Regions from separate parts of the Mus musculus genome. Here regions 2 and 3 are each linked to region 1. A link is a loop called in an ENCODE intact Hi-C map of the cell type or tissue named here. Cell type or tissue: left cerebral cortex. All regions are shown on one strand.

The links. A loop is a pair of places that touch in the nucleus more often than their neighbours do. Peaks named below come from ENCODE experiments on the same cell type or tissue, not always from the same donor. Only the 100,000 strongest peaks of a DNase experiment are listed, where the experiment ranks them.
Region 2: a loop joins it to region 1, with 7 times the contacts of the local background. A loop is called at or near these places in 15 of 42 quality-filtered maps.
Region 3: a loop joins it to region 1, with 4 times the contacts of the local background. A loop is called at or near these places in 6 of 42 quality-filtered maps.

Annotation. Positions count from the first base shown.
Region 1 is chr10:60,001,440-60,006,439 of GRCm38, reverse strand. Anapc16 (anaphase promoting complex subunit 16) reads left to right here and starts at 3,305. Exons shown (of 4, transcript NM_025514.3): 1 at 3,305-3,484. Ascc1 (activating signal cointegrator 1 complex subunit 1) reads right to left here and starts at 3,635. Exons shown (of 11, transcript NM_026937.3): 1 at 3,533-3,635; 2 at 1,513-1,645. The coding sequence starts at 1,621. In left cerebral cortex, CTCF peaks have their summits at 933 (motif pointing right) and 2,843 (motif pointing left); DNase peaks (open chromatin) are centred at 2,791, 3,366, 3,600, 4,031 and 1 more place; H3K4me3 peaks cover 2,134 bases; H3K27ac peaks cover 2,270 bases.
Region 2 is chr10:59,948,616-59,953,615 of GRCm38, reverse strand. It overlaps Ddit4 (DNA-damage-inducible transcript 4), which reads left to right and starts at 1,846. Exons shown (of 3, transcript NM_029083.2): 1 at 1,846-1,919; 2 at 2,044-2,299; 3 at 2,587-3,941. The coding sequence starts at 2,104. The coding sequence ends at 3,080. In left cerebral cortex, a CTCF peak has its summit at 2,807 (motif pointing right); DNase peaks (open chromatin) are centred at 1,011, 1,686, 2,712, 4,579 and 1 more place; H3K4me3 peaks cover 3,973 bases; H3K27ac peaks cover 4,705 bases.
Region 3 is chr10:60,104,052-60,109,051 of GRCm38, reverse strand. Spock2 (sparc/osteonectin, cwcv and kazal-like domains proteoglycan 2) reads right to left here and starts at 2,795. Exons shown (of 11, transcript NM_052994.2): 1 at 2,396-2,795. The coding sequence starts at 2,584. Gm51801 (a long non-coding RNA gene) reads left to right here. Exons shown (of 3, transcript XR_003949003.1): 3 at 1-1,692. In left cerebral cortex, a CTCF peak has its summit at 2,122; DNase peaks (open chromatin) are centred at 2,305, 2,799, 3,243, 3,610 and 5 more places; H3K4me3 peaks cover 3,613 bases; H3K27ac peaks cover 4,083 bases.

The sequences.
Region 1 (5,000 bases):
AGAAAGTACCCAAGGAGCTAAAGGGATCTGCAACCCTATAGGTGGAACAACATTATGAACTAACCAGTACTCCGGAGCTCTTAACTCTAGCTGCATATGTATCAAAAGATGGCCTAGTCGGCCATCACTGGAAAGAGAGGCCCATTGGACTTGCAAACTTTATATGCCCCAGTACAGGGGAACGCCAGGGCCAAGAAGTGGGAGTGGGTGGGTAGGAGAGTGGGGGGAGGGTATGGGGGACTTCTGGGATAGCATTGGAAATGTAAATGAGGAAAATACCTAATTAAAAAAAAAATACTGGAAAGCTCAAAGAGCTCAAGGCTGACAGTGGGCAGTCAAAAGGATCACATGGGGGGGACCCCAAGATTTAAGGTTCAGTAGAAACCCTTAGGAACTGAAAAGGAAGAGTTGCAAAGAACCTGAAAGGCTCTGCTTATACACTAAACCTAACCCCACAGTCATAGCCCTGAAAATAGTTAGGATCCACCTCAACTATTTAGTTGTTTAGTTTTTGTTTTATTTTTACAAAATTACTGTATGTTAAATAAAGTTAGTTGTGTCTTTAGACCTGTCAAGGCATGACTACAAAGAAGGAAGAAAAAAACTAGCATAACAATAGTTAATATTATCTGACACTGGAATAAATCCTTCAGGGCTTTATTTTAATAATTCATATTCTTAGTCAGGCACTGTGATGCGTTCCTTTAAGCCCAGTACTGAGGAGGCAGGGGCAGGTGGATCTCTATTAGTTCAAGAGCAGCCTGATCTACAGAGTGAGTTCCAGGACAGCCAGGGCTACATAATAGAGAGACTCTGTCTCAAGAAAAAAATTAGTAATAATAATAATTCATATTCTTTTATAATTTCACAGGTAAAGGGGTTTAATTTTGCCACAGAATATTTATAGGTAACAGTAGTAATTAACAAGTACTCCACAGGGGGGCGCAGCAGCTAAGAGCCCTTATTGGTCTTGCAGGTGACCTGAGTTCTGATCCCAGCACTCTGCAACTGAGTGGCTCAGAAGCACCTGTGAGTCCAGTTCCAGGAGATCCAATTAACACCCCTTTAGGCTTCCTTGGGCACCCGTGATCACATGTACACACACACATATTTAAAAAATAATAATGAGGGCTGGAGAGATAGGTCAGCAGTTAAGAGCACTGCATGCTCTACCAGAGGTCCTGAGTTCAATTCCCAGCAACCACATGGTGGCTCACAACCATCTGTAAAGGGATCTGATGTCCTCTTCTGGTGTGTCTGTAGACAGCTACAATGTCCTCACATAAAATAAATAATTTTTAATAATAATAAAAATAATGAAAAGTTACTCTACGTGGCACTGAGGCCTCTGTCCAGGATGAAATCTATCTTGACACACGAACTGCAGCCAGGAACACCTCATCTGAGGTCAGCTTTATTAGACCCACTGAGCAGCAACAAAGCAAAGAATTACCCTTACAGTACAAAGAACATTTTCCCTCTTGTGGGACCTAAGAGACCCCCCAGGATTACCAGGATAGAAATCCTCGTCTTCTTCATGTTGGTACTGTTTCTCCTGGATGGGATTCTTTCTATAATTCCGTCCATCGAACGTTACAATCTGTGGGCGTAGAACATCCATGACAAATGACGTTCCAGGAAAGTCCTGAAAAAGAAAGTGCCCTTTTGTTTAATTTTTTTTTTTTTAATTAAACAATGAATACTTAGGTCACTAAGATGGCTCAACAGGTAAAGGCACTTGCTCCCAAGGCCGATGACCCACACGGCAGAAGGAAAAAGTTGACTCCTGCAGGTTGTCCTCTGGACTACACATGCAGCCAGGTAGCAAACGCACAGACAAAATATGGAAATAAACAAACAAATGTAATAAAAAATTAAGTTAAAAGAAACTCCATTATGTAGGCAAGTAGCATAGACTAAATAAATAAATGTAATAAAATTTTAAATTTAAAAAATTCTGCTAGCCGGGCGTGGTGGCGCACGCCTTTAATCCCAGCACTCTGGAGGCAGAGGCAGGTGGATTTCTGAGTTCGAGGCCAGCCTGGTCTGCAGAGTGAGTTCCAGGACAACCAGGGCTATACAGAGAAACCCTGTCTCAAAAAAACCAAAAAACAACAAAAACAAAAAACAAACAAAAAACAAAAAAACAAAAAAAAATTCTGCTGTGTAGGCAGGTAACATATGCACAGACTACATTCGTAAATAAATAAATGTAATAAGAAATTTAAATTAAAAACTCCATTATGTAGGCCTCAACTGGGCAGTTCACAGCACATCCTAAGCAAAAATAGTGTCGCTTTCCATGAGCTCACCAGTGTAAGTTCTTGTATAGGTGTCTGATTAACCTATAGGGGGTGAGGTCTTGCTAGCCACCTAAGTATGAGCAGAGTGCTTCATTCACCCTATCCAGTATGATATTTTATCGTATCCAGTTTGATAACGCATTGAGGAACCATCGGTACAATACCCGCGGAAGAGAGGTAAGCCGTTTTAAAGATGCTAGAAATAAATACCTTCCAATCAGATTTATTTCCCTATCACAGTACAATTAAAATATGACTTACTAACACAGTTCTCGGACCAACACAGTACTGAGAAGGAACAGTTTCCCGAGGCCACTGCCTCCAGAACACAACAAACGGCTTCACGCTTGAATCAATAATTCGGAATTAAAGGCTCCTGATAAACTACCCCATGTTCCCATCCCAGATGGCTGCGGCTACAAGTTCACGTACTTAACAAGTTCCACCAAAGAAGGCCTAACAATCCCTTCCAAATGAATGCTTGACCCAACCCTCAGTCAAGTCGCTAATCCGCAGCCACCTGCAGGACGCAAGAAGAGGGTTCGTGCTTTGAGAAAACAGAAAATCAACGTTGGCAGGGGGATGCAATTATTAACAGTCTTGTGCCGCGCCACCCTGGTGTGCTACTCCTTTAGCATCCCTTCCCACTTCAAAAACCACGTTCTGTCGAAAAGGAGCCTTTACAAAGTGTGAGCACTGAGCACGAAGCCACAGTGGTACCTTTCCTGAGCAGCTCCAGGCAGAGACTGCGCAGAAGGAGGAGAGCGGACTAGCCCTGGGTCATGGGTGTTTGAAGAGGGAAAAGTGGATATGCTTTCGTGCAATTCTCACATAAAAAGCAAACGCTGAACATCCTACGCTAGAGAGGCGGAGCAGACAGCACCAACGCAAGAAAACCAAAACTGCGGGGGACTGGGGCGGGGAAGGGGGCGGGGCAGCCACAGCGACCCGGAAGTGTTCTCGGAAAGCTCGGTCTGGCCCAGCCGGGCTCCGCCCCCTCCACGCATGCGCGCTAGCACCGCCCTCTAGCCCTCACCGCCGCAGGGACAGGCGCAGCACCGCCATCAAACTCCCACAGCTCAGGCGGGCGCGCGCACGCCGCCGTCTACGTCGTGGCGAGCGAGGCCGCACGGCTTCGTCCAAGGGGCGGGGCTGTCAGTCAAAGTGCACAAGCTGCTGAGGTAAGTGGCCGAGAACCTTCCAGACCTGATTCCCCCCTACGCTCCTACCTGCCAGGACTAACTGGGAGCGTAGGAAGAGACCCTGGAGGCTCGCCCGCGCCGGCCGTATGCAAAGGCAGCGTCATCCGACTGAGCATGCGTGGGGCGGGTTGGCGCCTGCGCCGTGGGCCGGCCGCAAGCCTTCCCTTCCTCCCCGAGTTGTTGGGTAGGAAGCGTACCTGGGTGGAGTTGGAGTAGCCAGGATTAGGGTGCTGGCTCCTCCCCTCTCCCGCGAGCTTCTTCATCCCACCTAGAAAGAGCTACCGCAGCTAGGTGCTGCGGGTGGTGATCCGTCTGTCTAGGTGGGACACCTAGTGATTTTTGTTAGTAGAACCCAACGGGTGTCATAATTAGCCACCTCACTTGGATCCCGATCGACATAAGCATCTGGTTTGTTCTGGGCTTTATTTTAAAGGAGGATCTCTTTTTTTGTTTTGTTTTGTTTTAAGACTATAAGCGGAAAGTTTATGAGTGCGAGGTCGTCCCTGTCGTACACAAAGTAAGTATTTAACCACGCCAGCCATATTGTGCCCCACAAACTATCATTCCGCTTCTTAGGAGCGTTTCCTCTGCTTGGCAGCAGCCACAGCTTCCCTGATAGGGCCAAGTTCCAGATAATCATCATTCAACAAAAGTTCACTGAGTGCCTCGTTATGAGGATGGTAGTCTCCTGAGCGACAGGGTTGAATACTCCATGCAGAAAGAGTCATGACTGGAACTGTCTCGGTCCCCTGCAGCCTCTACTGAGCTGATTGCTTTTGTCCTCGGTTTGTTTGTTTGTTTGTTTTGGTTGGTTGGTTGGTTTTGTGGGGTTTTTTTTTTTTTTTTTTTTTTTGGTTTTTTTGGTTTGGTTTGGTTTTTTTTGGTTTTTCGAGACAGGGTTTCTCTGTACAGCCCTGGCTGTACTGGAACTCACGCTGTAGACCAGGCTGGCCTCGAACTCAGAAATCTGCCTGTCTCTGCCTCCCAAGTGCTGGGATTAAAGGCGTGGGCCACCTCCGCCCGGCTGACCTCGTATTTATAAATCATTCATCCAGGAGCCACTGTGACAAGGGTTTTTATAAGATGCCTCCAGGGTACAAAGGTAGTTTGTTTTCTCCTTCCAACGACATGGGATCCTTTTCAGTGCCTCACACTTGGGTAAGCAAACACTCTAGCCACCTCACAATACATCCCCAGGCCCAGGCTTGAAGCTGGTGTCTGCTGTCTTCCTCCTTAGCCTTTCATAGCTTCCCTGAACCCAGAACATTCCCATTCCCCATAACCTAGCTAACAACATTGCTATGGGGAATCGCTTATCTTCTGCCTCCCAAGGGCTGGGTTTACAGGCAGCTACCACACCTGTGAGGCTTGTAAGTGACTTGAAGGGCTCCCCAACCCCTCCAGTGAAAACACTTACTCCATGTAGCTCTCCCCAGCCCCACTGCAAGATTCTTTATAAGATCATGAGGTGAATGTGCTGACTGAGAGTGTAGCC
Region 2 (5,000 bases), 53 kb after region 1:
TTTTTTTTTTTTTGGTTTATTGAGACAGGGTTTCTCTGTGTAGCCCTGGCTGTCCTGGAACTCACTCTGTAGACCAGGCTGGCCTCGAACTCAGAAATCTGCCTGCCTCTGCTTCACAGGTGCTAGGATTAAAGGCGTGTGCCACCACTGCCCTGACCATGTGTCTCCCACCTGTAAAATGAGAGTACGTGTGGGAGAGCTTGGATTCCCATCCTTTTGCAGTTCTAAGACCTGGCTGTTCTAAAAGTCAGGCTTTTAATTTTAATTTTAAAAATATCGGTGGTAGGAGCTATGCTTCGTGACTCACTGTCATCCTGGAACTAGGAAGGCAAAGGCAGGAGAATCTCTGGGAGTTCCAGGCCAGCCAGCCGTGAAACTCCGTCCAAAAGATGAAATTGGGCAGTGGGGGTGGGGCTGGAAAGGACAGTGGCCTGACTTCCCTGGCAAGTGTCATGTGTCAAAGCAAACCTGCCCTGTAGCGATGTGATGCTTGCCTGTCTGATCTGGTTTGGTTCCTGCCCGCCGGGCCAGAGTGTCTGATGTAAGTTTGGTCTTTTCTTCCATCAGGGTCCCAGTGTCCTACATTAACAAACCTTTTTATAAAAAAAAAAAACAAAAAAAAAAACAAAAAAACAGGTCTAGTCCGACTGAATCTCCTCCTACCCTAAACAAATCGCTATCAGCCCTAGAGCATCGCTGCCAGGCTATATTTCCTGTTGCCTCGCCTGAATGATGAAACCCCATATGGCTCTTGCATTTGGACTTTTCCAAAGACCTCGGTCCTGGGTTCCATTGAATTGAATTCTCCTGCCACCCCACCCCCCACCCCCGATCCGCCGCTTTTCCCCCCCTTAACACAAAGCATGGGAGGGGTTCTAGGACCCGGCGGACGCCAGGGGCTCTGCCGCAGTGGGTTTGGGAGGCACTTGGCCCTGCAGTGTTCTGTCCCCCTAAGGCCTGCGGGTGGGTCACTGTGTCGGTTTGATGTGAGCCCTTGTTCCCTGGCCGTGGACCAGGCGCTAAGAATCGGAGTCCGTGAACTCTAACTCCTACCCAAACCCTCTGCTAGAGGACAATCTCGAATTGGCAAGCACTTGATGTCCTCCTGAACCTACACCCTGCTCCCCCGGGGCTGCAGAGTAACAGGAACACTGATGAGGGGACGTGGGAGCCGATGGCCCTGAGATGCCTTGTCTTTGGACCTATTACCAAAAGTGCATCGCGTGTCAGAAGCAAAGACAGCGTGGGACTGATGCTCATGGGACAACGGAGTAACGTCTGCCGCCGCGCCACGGTCCCATGGGGCATCCAGTTGTGCGCCCGGTAGTGTCCTTGGCCCTTGGGCTCCCAGAAGCTAGGGGTACCTTTCTCCCCTGCTCAAGCCGCACCAGGTCCCCCAACTCTTCTTTTCAGTGCAGTCACGGGCCGTCCCCTCCCCCAGCAACGCGCCCCTATAATAAACAAGTCTTTCCTTGATCCTCCCCTACCGCGAGCGCCCTCAGGGACCTTGGCAGCTGCTGAAAGCCGCCTCGGATCCCTTCCAGAAAGGGGGTGTGGCCGAAGCTAAGGCGAGGGGAGAGGGGTTCGGCCGGGAGCGTTCTGGGGCTCCGTGGGGGCGGGGCCAGGCCGCTGTCACCAGGCAGGAGAGAACGTTGCGAACGTGCGCCCGGTGCCTATTGGCTGAGGTGGGCCACACTCCCGGGTCTCGATTGGGCTGCGACCTGGAGGGGGCGTGGCCTCGCCGGGAGAGCCCTTATAGGCTGCTGCTCGCTGGTGCTAGGGATCGCAGCAGGCAGGGGGGAGGTGCGAGAGGGTTCGAAGGGACAGGTCCGGGCAGCGATCGGGGGTTGGCACCAGTTCGCTCACCCTTCGAGAGGCAGAGCGCTCTTGTCCGCAATCTTCGCTGACCGCGCTAGCTGGTGAGTGTCCCTCCCGGGTGTGCACATCTTGTCGGGGAGTGACCTCGGCTCTTGGGGCCTCAGAGCCCTCAATCCTGTGCAACGCCGACACTGACGCCAAATCCTTGTCCCTCTTGTCTTTCAGCGGCTTCTGTGCGCCTTCATTCGGACCTTAGCAGCCAGCGTCCTGGCGTCTGACCCCGCCATGCCTAGCCTCTGGGATCGTTTCTCGTCCTCCTCTTCCTCTTCGTCCTCGTCTCGAACTCCGGCCGCTGATCGGCCGCCGCGCTCCGCCTGGGGGTCTGCAGCCAGAGAAGAGGGCCTTGACCGCTGCGCGAGCCTGGAGAGCTCGGACTGCGAGTCCCTGGACAGCAGCAACAGTGGCTTCGGGCCGGAGGAAGGTGAGCACTCAGCCGGGGCCGAATTGGGTTCGGGGATGGGGGGTGGGAGGGGTCCCGGGAGGTGGGTACGAAGCGAGCTGAATCGGCTCAAAGCCACCTTGGCTTCCCACCCCAGCACGAAAAAACAGATTACTCTAGGGTTAGAAGACAAGACTGCGGGGCGGAAACTGAGGCACGGAGTGGAAAGGGACACTGTTTGCTTAGGCAAACTGCACCTCCCCCGCCCGTACAGCTCCTGTGGAAGGCGCTCTAATACAATACCCTTTCCCTGTGTTCTCTCTATCCAGACTCCTCATACCTGGATGGGGTGTCCCTGCCCGACTTTGAGCTGCTCAGTGACCCCGAGGATGAGCACCTGTGTGCCAACCTGATGCAGCTGCTGCAGGAGAGCCTGTCCCAGGCGCGATTGGGCTCGCGGCGCCCTGCGCGTTTGCTCATGCCGAGCCAGCTGGTGAGCCAGGTGGGCAAGGAACTCCTGCGCCTGGCATACAGTGAGCCGTGCGGCCTGCGGGGGGCACTGCTGGACGTGTGTGTGGAGCAAGGCAAGAGCTGCCATAGCGTGGCTCAGCTGGCCCTCGACCCCAGCCTGGTGCCCACCTTTCAGTTGACCCTGGTGCTGCGTCTGGACTCTCGCCTCTGGCCCAAGATCCAGGGGCTGTTAAGTTCTGCCAACTCTTCCTTGGTCCCTGGTTACAGCCAGTCCCTGACGCTAAGTACCGGCTTCAGAGTCATCAAGAAGAAACTCTACAGCTCCGAGCAGCTGCTCATTGAAGAGTGTTGAACTACATCCTGGGGTGGGGTGCGGGGAGGGTTTCTCACTGCCCCCCAAAGTGAAGACAAGGAATTTCTGTGGTGGAGACCCGCAGGCAAGGACTGAAGGACTGTCCCCTGTGTTAGAAAACTGACGATAGCCACCTGAGGGGCGCAGGGCCAGGTGGGGGAAGGAAGTGTTCTCCAGGAAGTCTCTAGGTTGTATGCAGGTGGCTCCCTGTTGGGGCACACGCCCCTCAGTACTGTAGCATGAAACAAAGGCTTAGGAGTCACACAGGCTTCTGGCTGGATGTGTATGTAGCATGTACCTTATTTTTTTTTATTACTGACAAGTTACAACAGCAGTTGTGGGCCAGAGCCAGAAGGGCAGCTGGTCTGCACTGGCCTCTGCCCCGGCTGGGGGTTGGGGGCTGGGGGGGAGGCAGGGGGAGGTGGCCGACAGTTTGTGTATCTTCTGGTCTGAAAGGACCTAGTGTGTTTTGTCATTTGTTTTGTATCTTGGTTTTGGGGGGTGGGGATCGGCGCTTCACTACTGACCTGTTCGAGGCAGCTATCTTACAGACTGCATGAATGTAAGAGTAGGAATGGGGTGGGTGTTAGGATCATTCGGGATCTTCGACACTTGAAACAAAATTACACCTGGGAGCTGCAGCCAGCCCATCCCGGTGCCCATGTACTGGAGGATTCAACTGTGAGGAGAGGGGCTGGGGTGGGGGTGGGGGGCTGGAACCCTCTTTTCCCAGAGGAGTGCCACCTGGGTCTTCCATCTAGAACCTGTTTACATGAAGTTACTCGCGGTTCATGAATACACTTGATGTTCAAGTATTAAGACCTATGCAATATTTTTACTTTTCTAATAAACATGTTTGTTAAAACACTTGAGTCTCATCGGCGCCATAAATGAAAAGGGAGAGTGGTGGGTGCTGGTCACAAGTTTCATCAGATTTCAGGGGCCACTTGTGTGTCCCCTGACTGCCTGGTAACTGCCATCAGAGCTCCTGGACTGCCTGGCAACCTGGGAACTGTGCCATCAGAGCCAAGGTCCCTCAGTTCTGCTGAGTGGAGCTACCAGGAGAATGTGCTGGAAAGCACCCGAAGGTGAAAGATGAGTCAGACCTCCCTGGAAGTCTGAGTCTCTACAAGGAGGGTTACCTTGCTCTCCAGGTGAGAAGGCCCAGTCTCCTTAGCCTAAGGCCTTTTCTCTGAGGAAAAGTCTAGACTGATGTGGTACATAGTCAAGGGTATGGTTTTATCTCTGGGTATAAAAAAAGGTTAAGAGACCTTTGCAAAAGACAATTCAGTTTAAACCTCTCCCTAGGCAAGAAACCTAGGCTCAGGAGATGTGGCCCAGGCAGGAGCAGAGACCATACAAAGGCAGGGGGATGACGAGGGTGACCCCTGACTTCCTTCCCAGACAGAAGGCTGGAGTTGGGTTTCTTATCAGAAATGTTGGAGTTGAGCCAAGAAGGCCAAGGCCTTTCTCACTTGTCCCCGACTCCAGAGTCCACCCACACCAAGTGGCCCTTGGAGAATGACTGTCTCCTTTGTTTCTCTTCCTGATCCCAGACTGCCTTTGTGTGCCCCAAGACTGTAAAAAAACGGTTCTTGGTTTTGCATCCTTTTGGAGGGCTTAGTTAGAACAGTTCCCTCAGGCTGGGGATGTAGCTCAGTGTAAAGTACTTGCCTGACAAGTAAAAGACCCTAGACTTATCTCCACATCTCCCACCAACCACAAAGGAAAGCCAGATCCTTCCAGTGAGCTGAAAGCAGAGACTAAAAACATCTGGTTTTCCTCGGGGATTCTATCCAGGACCTGACCTTTGGGGTAGCCCAGGAGACCCACATCTCTTTCATAGAATCCTCAGAGCTTATTCCCCAAAATGAGTAAACCTGAGTTAGAAGCCAGGTGTGACAGTCAATGTACAACCGG
Region 3 (5,000 bases), 100 kb before region 1:
AGAAGCATATGCAGCACAGACAGGGTCCCTGGGCACAGTCTGTGTGCCATACAACTCCACGAGGCACTGCTCTCACTCACTGTGGCGTGGCTATAGTTATGCAAGGTGGTGGCTCTGAGCTAGCAGCCTCCTTTCTCTGCCTTTGAGGAGAAGCTGCCAACAGATTCCCTGAGGCCGAGCCCTCCTGTCTTGCCTGCCCTGTCCCATTTCTCTGCCAGACTCCAGCCTCCTGCAGCCAGGGCTCCCCCAAAACTGGGCTTTAGAGAAAAATCCGAGTTTTCAGAGCACGAATCCTCCCATCTCTGCCACTGTGTTCTCTGTGAATCCTGCAGGCGCTGGTCCTGCGGTTTCAATGCCAGTGCCTTTCTTCTGATGGGGATGGTGGTGGCACGGATACAGGGAGACAGGTGGGCAGCCCTAAGCCGGGGGTCAAGCCAGTCAAGCATTTATTGGCACCCACTGTGCTGGCTGCTGGAAGCCTGGGTGGATGAAGAGGAGAAGAACCTTTGATTTTGAAACCCTCACCGTTCTGATGAAGCGGTCGGTACTTTCCTCCTCTGACCTTCACTAGTCCCAGGCAGCTCAAGCAGCCAGTCAGGGAGTCAGAGGGAGGCCCAGACCGGTGACACATGGATTCCTTCCAGAGGATCAGCTTGCTGCTGCCCCCTCATTGCTGGACTGCGGACAGTGGCAGGAGACTGCGCTAATCTGGGCTGGGCCTGCAGGTGCCCGAGGAAGGCCTTTGGTAGGGCAAAGATGGAGAACAAGGGCCCACTAGGTGGTCCTGGGCCTGGATGCCTGGTATTGCTCCTTCCCCTTACTAAAGAAATTACAGTCGCTTTGACTTGGAAAACAAAAACATCCGAACCTCTTCCTCTTCCCATGGTATGTCTGGGTGCCTTATGTATGTTTACAAAATGATACCTAAACAGATACCCCCAGCCGGTTTCTAGGCGGAAAAAAACGGTAAATACCATTTCTTCGTGCTCTAACAGTATGCGTTCACGCGTTTCCCCAGCCCCCTGGGTCACTGACTGGGTATCTCCTCCCTCCCTCTGGGTAACAACCAGCACCTTGCGATATTAAAACAAGCTCTCTCTTTATTCTGAAACAGAATGAAACTGTTGAATAGAAAAACATCTAAAAAAAAAAAAAACTTGTGGATGCTCGAAGTTTAAAAAGAACAGTCATGGTGTGGCTTATACTAGGTGGGTCAAAATCAAGAGTCTGGGGAATGAGGAATAAGAACCCAACGTAGAGGAGGCTTTCCGAGCGAGGTCAGGGCGTCAGCTAGCGCCAGATCGAGGGGCGCTCTACATTTCAGGGCCTCACCCCCACCCCATCGCTGAGGTGCCCAGGGCGCAGCCACGCCCTCCCTTCCTCACCCCTGCCCACGCCACCATCTGCGAGGCGGCCGTGGCTGCCCTGCGGGAGGGAACGCGCCTCCTATTCCCTCCCTGATCTACAGGTGCGGGTAAACAGAGCTGCGGCGCCGGCCGGTCCGCAGCCTCCTCCCCGCCCCCACCCGCAAAGCTTTGCCCAAGGTTAAGTCGGCTTGCGGCGGGCTTCTGCCAGGGACCCCAAACCAGCTCCTGGGGGCTCTCGCTTCTGCTTCTCATGCCCACCGGACCAAGGATGGGGTCCCCTTGCTTCACCGCCGAGCTTGGTCCAGGAAAACCAGCCTACCTGGCCTGGCTCTGGCGACCACCCTGAGAGAGAGAGAGGAGAGCGCCTCGGGCATTTTCACTGTGCACCCCCCCCCCCGCGCGCCCCATTATGGACACGCCTTCCACCATCTCTTGGAGGTTGGGGGAACCCTTCCCCAAACTCAACGCCCTGGCCACCGCTCAGTCCTTGAGCCTTCTGTCCCCTTCTTCCGAAGCCCAAGGAGGGGTCGGAGGACACCCTTGCGGCCGCTACCTTTCCTGCCGGCCCCACCCAGATCCGCTCCCTCTGCCAAGAGCAGTGTGTGCAGTCTGCAGCATTCACCCGGCAGGGGCCTAGCCCGGGGACCGATGGCAAGGAGGTGGGGGTGGGGGGACAGGCGGGGCCCAGCAGCAGCCAGGGCCCGGGTCCCCACATCCCGCACCCCTGCTCCGCGCCACGCCACAAGGCAGACCCCGTCGCGAGCGTGCGCCCCTAGAGCATGTTCTCGTCTAGGACACTCCGGGAGGCTGCGGGAACTGAAGGTCCCAAAGCTGGTGGCCACGGGAACACCGGAGGGGCTCGGGGCTGGGACTCTCGGTGTTGTTTACACTTGGCGTAGTTAGCCTGGCAGGCCCGAGAGGCTCCGGCTCCGACACGCGGCGGTGGCTCCCAGCGCGCGGGGTCTCTGCTCCCGGCCTCCCCACCCACAACCCGCGCCCGGCCCGGCCCTCCGCGCCCCGCCGCTCACGTCTCGGAAGCGGTTCCAGTGCTTAATCTTGCCGCTGTACTGCGAGATGGACGACAGCCATTGCTCGTCCTCCATGAAATTGCCGGGGGTCTCGCCCTCCTTGAGCCCCTTGGCGTCGCCTTCAGCCAAGGCGACCACGGCGAGGAGCAGCAGCGGCAGAGCCAGCCGCCCGGAGCCTGGAGCGCGCATCGTGGTCTGGGCTTGGACCTGGGGGGGTCTGGACTTCAGCAGGATTTGATGTCCTTCCCTCCACCGCGCCACTGGCGAAGCGCTGCGGTCCTCCTCAGCCCTCCTCCTGCTGTCTGACTCCAGTGACTGACGGAGGGTGGGTCGTGGCTGAAATGTGACCTGGTTAGCAGATGCACTTGTCTGAAAAAGCCCAGCGCTGGACGCGGAGAGGGAGAGAGATTCAGAGAGGCTGCGCCAGCGGGGGCTGTGTCTGTAACTGTAGCATCAGCATCACGTTTGACATCATCATACCTGGTTAAAAAAAAAAAAAAAAAAAAAAAAAAAGGAGGGGGTAGATTTCAAAGCAGAGCGCTGGATCAGAGCAGCCAAGCCAGCCAAGCCGCAGCGCAGGGCTGCGCAAGTCAGTCCAGCTCTCAAGGAGTTGCAAGCCAGGGAAGCAGAACCCTGAGATGTCCCTGCTGTCTATCTAAGGGTGGACAGCAAAGAAGGGCTCCGGGGTCTTTCATAGGGCTGGAAAGAGGATGAAAACTCTCGGGTTACCAAGTCAGCTGGGCTCAGGTGTCTAAAAGGGAATCTGGCCACAGACAGTTTCTTCTCCCTTGGCCTCCTCCCACCCCACACCCCACACCCCCGAGTGGCCTGTGCCACCGCTCTGACAGCTGGCTCCCCGCGAGTTATGGCGCTTCGGTAATGGGTGGCTTCCTTAAGACAAAGGCGGTCTAACAACTGGCTGCCTCTGAACTATTGCTCCCCCTGGCCCGCCGCTCTTTTCAACGCATGGCCCCAACCCTGAATGGCTGGTGAAACATGGGCAGATGTCCTCCTCTTCCGCAAGCAGATGTTTAGGGGCTGTCACCCTTTTGTTAGCTTTTCCTAGGGCAACCCTAAAAGACACATGCGTGTCTAGCCATCTCATCTGCCTTGAGTCTGCAAATCTAAATGGGCCCAGCCATTTGCTTGTGACTTTGACTTCATGTTGAGTTTGATGATGCACTGGGGAAGGAGACAAGGCGGGAGGAGGCGGGTTCTGTTGGAGGCTGTTAGGTTCTTGTTAAAACTGTGACCCTTGTCATTGCCTATAGACCTGTGCTGCCTTACCAGCTGGGAAGGCTGGCAGCTGGGCACAGACCCAGGATCAGAACAGAACTGAAATTTACATTACAAATAAAATGAAGACTACGAAAAGGGCAAACCATATTAAACTTTTGGGCCCCAAGCCCTAGATTGTGTTTTTATAAAAGACTTGGCTGCTGTGATGTTAAAATAAAATAAAATAAAATAAAATAAAAATTAAAGGCAATGAAAGAACATGATCTTAATCAATAGGAAAAAACACAGGTTGTGAGGGTTACAGTCATCCAGGGCCTGGCATGCCTCCTGAGTGTTGGGTGCCTCAGTAGCCTGGGCTGGGTGGGGACCCCTGGGAAAACACAAAACAATAGTTTCCCTTCCTGTGGTGCTGCTGCAAGCTCCAGATACTGACATCTGCATCTCACAATGGATGCAGAGCCCTCCAGGCGGTACCAGGGAGCTTCACAGTGGAGTCCTTCTCATACGGACTGGAGGGGACTGAGGATCCCAACTTCCATATAGAGTGTCATTCTAACGCCACACATATATAGCATGCGATGGCTATGAAACTTGAGCAGAGTTATCCCAGGCATTTCAAAAGCAAAAGAGTTTGTCCCTTGGGTTGGAGAGGTGATAATCCATCTTCATCATCTTTCCCACATCTTTTTTTTTTATGATTTATTTATTGCATTATGAGTGTACACTGTCGCTGTCTTCAGACACACCAGAAGACACACAGATGGTTGTGAGCCACCATGTGGTTGCTGGGATTTGAACTCAGGACCTCTGGAAGAGCAGCCAGTGCTCTTAACCACTGAGCCATCTCTCAGGGCCTCCCCCATCTTCTTAGTCCCAGTCTTTTTAGTTCAGACAGGGTCTCCAACTTGATATGTAGCTTGAGGGTGACCTTTCGATTTATCTTCCTGTCTCCAGCTCTCAGGTGCTTCCTGGGACATCCAACCCAGGCCTCCATCCAGGTAGGAGAGCCACAGGCCCCCTCAATCCTAGTCAAAGCTATCCACAATGTCTCCACAGCACTTAGCAGACAGCTTCGATGCACAAAGGGTCTGGTTACCAGAGCAGCTTAACAAGAGTGTGGAAAGCAACCCAATGCCGTTCAGGAACTGCAGCTGCCTTCCCATGTAGGTCGGAACATTTTCCACACAGGGGCAGCTCATCCGAGGGGACCTGCTTTTTATAACACCACAACCAGAGACATTCGGCTAGTGTTGAGGGAGAAGCTAGTTAGGAGGAAGAATCCAAAAATGGCGAGACTAAGAATTATGCAAAATAACTCAGAACCTGGTTTATAAAGAAAAAAAAAAGGCTTTTCTTCCAGAGAATT